2 separate regions of the Mus musculus genome follow, and region 1 is linked to region 2. A link is a loop called in an ENCODE intact Hi-C map of the cell type or tissue named here. Cell type or tissue: left cerebral cortex. All regions are shown on one strand. Each heading gives the region's core, and the rest is flanking DNA. Links, peaks and the distances in the headings are about the cores only. Region 1 has its middle 54 kb from the start of Gm17501. Region 2 holds the start of Ddah1 (dimethylarginine dimethylaminohydrolase 1).

Region 1 (4,391 bases), core at 223-4,222, 55 kb before region 2:
CATTTTTATGCCACATATTTAAAAGAAAGGAAAACGGCACATGAGTGTTCTCTTTTAAAAGCTGATAGCCTCCAGGATGTGATAACATTACAAAATCAACCATAAGTAACTTAAATCAAATATTCAAAGCCCTGTCCCGACCAGTTGCGGATCTATTGACAGCTGGGAGAGGAAGAGTCACTTTTCTTTGTGGCTAAGGCCACTAGTCTGTTGCCCAGTCCCCAGTGGATGAACCCACACCCATACACATATAGGTAGCACTAGGTTAGTGACTCAAAATAATAATTACATAAAATTAAAAATATCCAAAGAAGGACATGAAGCAAGGAGGGATATGTGATAGGGGACGCGTCTTAGTCACTGTTCTATTGCTGTGAAGAGACACCATGACCAAGGCAACTTTTTTTCAAATAAAGCGTTTAACTAGGGACTTATCGTTTCAGAGGGTTGCTCCATTATCATCATGATGGGAAAAGGAAGGGCATGGTGCTGGAGCTGAGAGAGTCATATCCTGATCCGCAGGCAGGCAGCAGGCAAAGAAACACTGGGCTTAGAGACGGAGTGTGAAACTTCAAAGCACACACCAGAAGCACCGTTCTTCCAACAAGGCCACACCTCCTACAATGAGGCCACACCTCCTACAATGAGGCCACACCCCCTACAATGAGGCCATACCTCCTACAAGGCCACACCTCCTATAATGAGGCCATACTGCCTACAAAGCCACACCCCCTACAATGCGGCCACACCTCCTACGACGAGGCCACACCTCCTATTATAAGGCCACATCTTCTAATCCTCCTTAAACAATTTATCATGTATATCATGAAAATATACAAGCCTACGAAAGCCATCTTCATTCAAACCACCACAGGAGGGATCCAGGAAAAAGAGGAGAGTTGCGATAAACACGTCCAAGATACACATGTATTAAATTTTCAAATAATAAATAAAAGTATTACTTTAACAAGACAGAAACATAAGAAAACTAGAATCCTTTCAGCAGCATTTCCGCGTTTCCTGAGTCGTTTCAATTACACGTCCACATTTATGCCCTCTAACAACCTTCCCTTTCACTCCCTTATGTAGCTCTTTAGAGGGCCAGGGAGACCAGAGTTTCTCACACTCCAAGTTGTAACCTATCAATGGGCAGGGAAATAAAGTGCGTCACTGTAATCATCTGCATATTCTATTAAAAAGAAGTAATAAAATAGACTGGAAAATATCAAAACGCATCAAGAAGTAAGTAGGTAAGGGTAAATTTCACTTCATGAATTTTTGTCACCACATGTATTCACACACAGTCTGCCTTTGTACAGATATTTAAATAGTATCTGCATGTGCATCCGATTGCAGTGAATCTGCATGTGCATCTGATTGCAATGACTCGCCCTGGAATGCAGACAAAGGAATTTGAAAAATCCAAAAAGGAGAATATCTGAAGTCAGTGGCCACAGTATGCGATGATGCTGGGACTCTAGGTGAACCGCGTCTATTAAATCACTGTGTTGAGCTGTAACCAGCTTCAGGCTCTCACAGGAGTACAAATTCAAGTCAAATAGATCCCTTATACACAAAAAATGGGCACCTAGCTATAAATAAACCATTGGAAACCTTTAAATACAGTAATAGCTTTATGAGGTAGCTAGAAATATGACTTCCCTATTCCACAAATAACATTTGTGAATACCGTAGAATTCCAGCACAGAATATAACGGTATTTAACAGCTCACTCACTCATTTGCTGCAAAGGCCATTGTGGGGAAGGAAGAAAGAGAACTCATCTCTGGTTGTTACTCTCTGTAACAATTGCAGGTTATTTAGAGCTTGTCCTCTCCTCAGCCTGGGAGGATGAGAGTTGATTTGTTGGATGTACGTGCAATCTAGAAAGAAACCCTGGGCCTGCTTCCCATGCTTGCGAGGGGACAGTCTCATCCCTTTTAATGACTTCCTCCATCCCTCTCTGATCTGAACCAGTCTTGCTTAACTCCATAATACTGCTTTACCCATTCTTCACTGGGGACCATACAGGGTTCCAGGAAACTCTCGGGGCTAAAAACATTCCAGACATTCCTTAACACTGCCTTCCTCAAAAGGTCGGTTTCTTAGGCTCTTCAGAGAGAACGCTGCCCACACAGTTCACAGGGACCGACGGCCGGCCGCCACACAAGCCCTGCATTAGCAGACAGCCAAGGGTGGCCTCCTGTGCCTTGCTCTGAAAGGCTCCCTGTACTCAGTCCAGAGTCAGAGAGACTCAGTTTTACAGGGGAGCCGAGGACACTGGGGTCCTCAGTAAAGAGGAGCCATGAGGGAGGTCCGGTTCCCAGCAATACAGTGAAGCTACACACAGGGTGTGTGTCTTGGTACGGTGTGTGTTTTCTTTGGAAACAGGCACTTAAATGAAGTTTCCTTTAGCAAAATCTTGCCCCCAACAAGAGTCCTGAAAAGACTTTTAAAGAATTCAAGAAATACAAAATGTACAGTGGAATCCATACTAGCTGCCTTTCTTATAAAAAGAACTACATACAGAATTGATCGTTTTCCCCTCATCCAGTCTCAGCTTCTCCCTTCCTGCATCTTTTCTGCTCCCTTCCTCCTCACTGGCCGCCTGTGCTCTCGCTCTCTTTTTCCGACAGAAAAAGATTAGGCAGACTAGATTTCAAACATTCCAGGGCTGAAGGTTTTCAGCAAAGAGATAAGCCCCACTAAGTTTCCTTCAGAGTAGCCAGATGCCTCTCGCTCCTGGCTGATGATATTCTCTGCCAAGCTCAGGTTCACCGGCCTGGAGTATGTCCTCGCCGTTCCTCCAAACTCAGCACCGTTGCTTGGTTTCCACATTTATTCCACAAATAAATCCTATATTTAGATGTTTCTAAAATTATTTTTGCTTTATATATTTTTGTGCGTGCATCCATATGTGTGTGGGTGCTGGTGAAAGTGTACTGCTGTGCACATTTGGAGGTCAGAGGGCAACTTTGTAGAACCAAGTCTTTCCACTTTTATGATGCCAGGCCCCTGTTTGCATTCTTTGAGCTAAGGTTTTGCTACATGGTTGCTCTCGAAAGCAAGGCGACCCTCCAGTCTCCATGTTACAGGAAAAAACAGAATGTATCCCTCTGTCGACATATAAGGAATCGAGTTGAGCAGGTCAATCAGCTGGCCTGCCCACCTTTCTAATTCCAACTCAGAAAGATATAACTTTTCCTTGTCCTTTTCTGCCTCTTTTGGATGCAGGCCAGAGCCTAAATAGGATCCAAAGAGAGCAAGGAACCCTAGTGCCGGCCCTATGGTTCTCACTCCACAAAATAGGAACTCTTGATCAATTGTGCAGGCTGTGACAAGGCATTAGGAGCAGAGAGCTCTGATGGGTGTAGTCTCTCTCATCTGGCTCCATCCTTCCCCAGAGACTCATGAAACCCTGGGGTATCTGCATCAAGTGACTGACTATGGAGGAAATGTAACCCTAAGCCCAGGGGTGCATCCCTGAAAGAGGGGTGTGACTCAGGAGCTGAGCCATCACTACACACTCCAAATAGACAACAGCATGATTGTGCGTGGAAGTGGGGCAGTGGGAAGTAGGGGTGAGGCTGGGAGAAACTGCTCACTCCAGGACTCACCATACCCCCTTTGTGCCTCCCCTCTGTGGTGAGCCTGTGTTCTGGGTCCCTGAGAGGACATCTCCAAAATGATGACAGGAGAAAAAAAAATGTGTCAAAGATGACAGATAGAAAAATGACATGAAGGTAGGCAGCCACTTTCTGGACCCATTAAACCTTCTGACCTTGGGATCAATGGCAGAACGGTGAGTATGCTCTGTCTGAAACAGTGAGGCTCACCTAGCCGTTTCCTGTAAGAACACGTCACCTCTAAAGATCCCTGGTAGATTACTGGGGGATGAAAATGAGGCAGAGATAGCTACTACTTCACACTGACTTCTGGAAGAGTCACTACAGAGTGTTTACAAAGATCCCACAGATGGCTAAAATTAGCTCATTCTGCACAGAATTATCTGCTGGTGACTCAAGAGAGTGACACAGGCAGGGCTAAGCTGTGAGCTCACCAGGAAGCTCATTCCCTAAAATTATTCTCTGGCAGCCAACGACCCTAGTGCACACCAGCGGGTGCATGATGGGCTATAAATAGTGACCCGTTATGCCATCACCAAGGAGCTGTGTCTTCATTGCTATTTCCTGCAGACCTAAGAACCTTCTGACTGGTTCTCTATTGTCTCTGATACAGAGTAGGGTGTGGGTTGTGTGTGTGTGTGTGTGTGTGTGTGTGCGTGCGCACACACACGCTCACTTGCTCACACACTCACATGCACATGCACACACAAGTAGGTACACATGCATCTCAGAGCATCATTTTAGTTGTATAATATGATAAGATAA
Region 2 (4,391 bases), core at 124-4,123:
TCTTAAGCAGGATAGATCCTCAGACATGGAATATTTCTGGTCTTGTTAAACAGGGCTTAAAATATACAAGCAAAAGGTTGACGCGGATACTGGATGCCACAGCTGGGTTTCAAAACACTAGACAAAATAATCAAATGAGAGGGTTTCTAAGGTCACAGTCAAATCATATGTGTCTGTATAAATACATACGTATGCTTATAAATATATGTGGCTTACCCAAGACAAGAGCTTCTTATGTATCCTCTACTGAACTAGAACTCATTGTGTAGACCATGCTAGCCTCAAGCCTCCCTCTGCCTCAATCGGACTTGAGTTTTAGGTGCAAGCCACCACACCTCGTTCAATTATAATACTTGATTATGGAAATGACCTGTACGTTAGTAGTGTGCTGCACCCCGTGGGGGAGGAGACTATCGCCTTAGACTATTTCAGAATTTTGGAGGTGGTCTCCTTGAGAAGAGCACACCCCCTGGATTATTTAAACTTTGATATGTGAAAGAGGAAAAAGAACAGGCTTTGTATCACCATCAAAGAAAGGACGGATTCTTGAGCGGCAAAGAGGGAAGGTCGAGAAGTGACAGGAATTCCGAAAGGTGTGTTCCCACAGGAAGGGCGAGGCTGTAAGGAAGCTGGAATCTCCTTCCGAAGGTCAAGGAACTGAATTGTGACCGCGGGGGTGGGGGGTGGGGGGGGCAGAGTTCTATTGTGGGAACAAAATGCTAGCTCCTTGCTTCTAGCAGGCTCTGGAAATAAACACATTGGAATCACATTTTCTTCAGAACTGATTGCACTGAGAAAAGTATTCTAGGGTCAATCTTTGTTACCTGAGCTTTAGGGCAAAAGCTCTGGGCGTCCCCGGGGACTAAGCTCTAGCACCAGTCCTCAAAAGAAGCGTGTTGGTGAAGAGCAGATAAAGACTTCATCCACGTGGCTTCATTACGGGGTTCGGAGACTCCCAAGTCCATCTTTGGAGTCCTGATGAGAATGTTAGCGAGAGGAAGTGGGGGGTGGGGGGGCGAGGGTTTTGCCAATCCCACTGCCCTGGTGAGATACAGCTGGGTTCTTGCAGTCTTCGTTGTTTAAGGTAGTTGTGGGGACTGGATGAGGTGGTTGATCCTTCTCGGAATGGATGCTGTAAGCTCATCAGGGGTGAAATGTCGCCCAAGGTCTGTTGTGACCACAGGTTTATTAAAACAGTGACTTTGAAGTGTATCTTGGGAAGCCTGGAATAGGACATTGTTAAAGCCCACAGTACCATCCCTCACCCTATCTCTGTGCCTTCAGCCTCGAATGGGGATGAGATAGGGTAGGTATGTGTGCTGGTTTCTAGATAAACACTCCTTTATTGAATGACAAGCCTAGTGCAGTTAAAGAAAAACGGAGAAAACAAGAAGAGGCATTCTTCCCACTTTAAATTGCCTTGTGGGCTTGAAGTATCACTGTTCCTAGATACTTATTGTAACTGTGTGTCTGTCTTTTGGGTTACTTTCTCCTGGGTGGGAAGAAATGCATTCTTTATACTATACTGAGTTTCACGTGGGGCAGTTGGTCAATTTGGAGAAAGTCGAGGTAATTTGGGTGAAGACAGGCTGCCACGCTGAGAACCGAGGTTCCACGTGCTGGATAAAAAGAGAAGAAGAGAAAGGGAAAGTTTATCCATAAACAATCGCCCTTCACCTGGTCCCCTGACCGTGAAGTCTTCTCCAGCAGGTCCAGTTCAGCACTGCCTAATTTCCAGGTCCTCATGGGGACCATGTGAGGCGTGCACCTGCGGTGGGATACACACACCACGGAGGGAGTCATTGCTGATTAAGTCCCTGGCCTCCGCATCCCGATTGACCCAGGCCGGTCTGCGGCAGATGCGGAGAGCATAGGAATAGGCCCGCGGGCGCTGGGCCGGCGCCCGGAGCTCTGGGCATGCTCAGTGGCGCGGGCAGGGCTCCGGGCGCGAGCCGGGCTCCCGCAGCAGCACATTCATCGGCTGCCAAGAGGAGCCGCCGGGCGCTCGCAGGCTCGCAGGCTCGCAGGCTGGGCGCGCGCTGCTCTCGGGAGGACCGAGCCACCGACTCAAACCCAGCCACCGTCGCCTCCTCTCCGCGCGAACCATGGCCGGCCTCGGCCACCCCTCCGCCTTCGGCCGGGCCACCCACGCCGTGGTGCGGGCTCCGCCCGAGTCCCTGTGCCGCCACGCGCTGAGGCGCTCGCAGGGCGAGGAGGTGGATTTCGCTCGCGCCGAGCGCCAGCACGAGCTCTACGTGGGCGTGCTGGGCAGCAAGCTGGGGCTGCAGGTGGTGCAGCTGCCCGCCGACGAGAGCCTGCCCGACTGCGTGTTCGTGGAGGACGTGGCCGTCGTGTGCGAGGAGACGGCCCTCATCACCCGCCCCGGGGCGCCCAGCCGCAGGAAGGAGGTAACGGGCCAGCCCCCGGGCAGACGACGCGAGGGGCGCGGCCGAGGGGGGACGCTCGTGGAACTGACCCCGCGGGCTCAGTTCCCAACTTCCCACCGCCGGACTCCGGGCGGCGTGGCTGGGTGTGGGAAATCCGAGCCAGATAACTTCATTGTTCACACCTCCTCGCAGTCGGGGAGCCTTTGAGTCGATCTCAGTTGGAGTGTAGTGACGAGGACTTGGGCAGGTGGCTGGGCTGGAGACCCAGAGCGCCAGAGGTTCTATCTTGCAAATTACACAGCGCTGAGGACAATGCTACTCTTGTTTCCTTGCCAGTGAGGACAGAGAAGGGTCCTCCCGGAGGGCAGGTGGAGGCTTGGGGGGGGGGGGTCCCCAAGTCCTGCAGGGATTCCTTTGGGGGAGCTCCTGGCAGGGCGGACCAGGTGACACCAGGCAGAGACTATGCCCAGAGACCCAAGGAATTCAAGTTACTTTTCAGTGGTGGCGAGTGAGTCTTGAAGAACTGGCAAGCGAATGTGTTCAGCGTTTTGTTAGTGAGCTGTGTTTAAATGTGTTTGTGAATGGGCCGGGTTTGAAAAGCTGTGCTTGCTGCGGGGTGCTCCGTTTCATTAGCAATGGGAGGTTTTTTGGTTTTTGTTTTTGTTTTTTTAATAAGTTCTGTCATTTTAATCTCTCTCTCCCCTCTCTCTCTGCAATTAAGACTGCTTTTTGTTTTCTTCAAGGGGCCAACACATTATCGTATCTTGTAGAAATGGCTGTAACTGCTTTAAAAATAATGTAGGTTAGTGGGAGAGAGGCACAGACACACGAGTTTAGATTTTAAAATGCCATCTGGCCTGGGATTTTTCTGACTGCCAGAGAAGAGCCCAGCCTTAAGATTCTCCCACACTCTTGGCATCCAGCAGTGTGACACGATGCAGGTGGTTTTTTTCCTATCTGAGGGGTTTTCTTCCTTGTTTTTGTTTGTTTTGTTTGTTTTTTTTCACTTTTCTGTCGCATTGCAAGTAGTTCTTTGGGCTTATGATTTAAATATGCCTATTCCACCCTTGATCTGCTTGCCTGGTGAAATCCTAGAGATTGAGTATAATCAAAGTCTACCTATTTGCCATTTAGGTAGCTCTTCTCTCTACACTTCAAAAGTAGCAGGTATCATTCTCTTAGCCTGTCCACTTTCCCTTTCCAATTTGACCTATACAAATGGCTTCCACTCTATTTTAACCTAATATGAATGTAGCAATGGTGGATAGGTTGGGATGCTAAATAGATAAAATAGACGTCAAAACTCTCAAAATGGTACTCGTCTAACAAGACTTCCTTTCTTCTCTTGACCCTAATCGCCCTTATTTAGTCCATCTTACTTCAGGAAGGTTCATCTCTATGGAACACAAATAACATATTATTTGTGCAATTAACTTTCCAAGTTCGGATTTTCCAATATAAGAGCTAGCAGTGATCTTTCTCCTGGTGATATTTTGATATTTTAAATGTCAGAATTTGACTCCACTCTGTAGTCAGCTCAGTGGACCCGTACTTGCCAAAGGTCACGCAGAACTCTTGTTGTGTTTTCCTTCTCTGTGTAGGGCATTGAACTCAGGACCTTGCCAACAGTAGGTAAGCATTCTACCTCTGAGCTGTAGCTTCTGTTTCCCAGGGGGAGGGAAGGCAAGCCACCTCCATGCTTTGGGCTACATCTTGATCTGCTCAGTGGCACTGTCATGATCTCTCTATAAAGCACTTTTACTCCTGCACATATGGGTCTGTGTTGATAGGGTAAGGTAAGGCACCTCCTAGCTGGAGAGGAGATGACAGTCATGGTTGGGTAGGGTGCTCCTGGCAAACAGGGGTATGCAGGGTGATGCTCGCTAATATCTCTCACAGCGCGGTGTGCCACCTTCACAGGAATTGATGCCTGATGAATGGATAAATGGATACATGGATGTTTGAGATGAACGAAAAGTATTGAACTTCAAGTGTTGATACTTA

The links. A loop is a pair of places that touch in the nucleus more often than their neighbours do. Peaks named below come from ENCODE experiments on the same cell type or tissue, not always from the same donor. Only the 100,000 strongest peaks of a DNase experiment are listed, where the experiment ranks them.
Region 1: a loop joins it to region 2, with 7 times the contacts of the local background. A loop is called at or near these places in 1 of 42 quality-filtered maps.

What each region holds. Positions count from the first base shown.
Region 1 is chr3:145,701,504-145,705,894 of GRCm38, forward strand. No RefSeq gene overlaps it. Among named protein-coding and RNA genes, the nearest start is that of Gm17501, 54 kb to the left of the region's middle. In left cerebral cortex, for the core only: no CTCF peak of the experiment used is centred there; DNase peaks (open chromatin) are centred at 2,150, 2,706 and 4,014.
Region 2 is chr3:145,756,757-145,761,147 of GRCm38, forward strand. It overlaps Ddah1 (dimethylarginine dimethylaminohydrolase 1), which reads left to right and starts at 1,936. Exons shown (of 6, transcript NM_026993.3): 1 at 1,936-2,408. The coding sequence starts at 2,106. In left cerebral cortex, for the core only: no CTCF peak of the experiment used is centred there; DNase peaks (open chromatin) are centred at 2,092, 2,960 and 3,242; H3K4me3 peaks cover 1,891 bases; H3K27ac peaks cover 1,260 bases.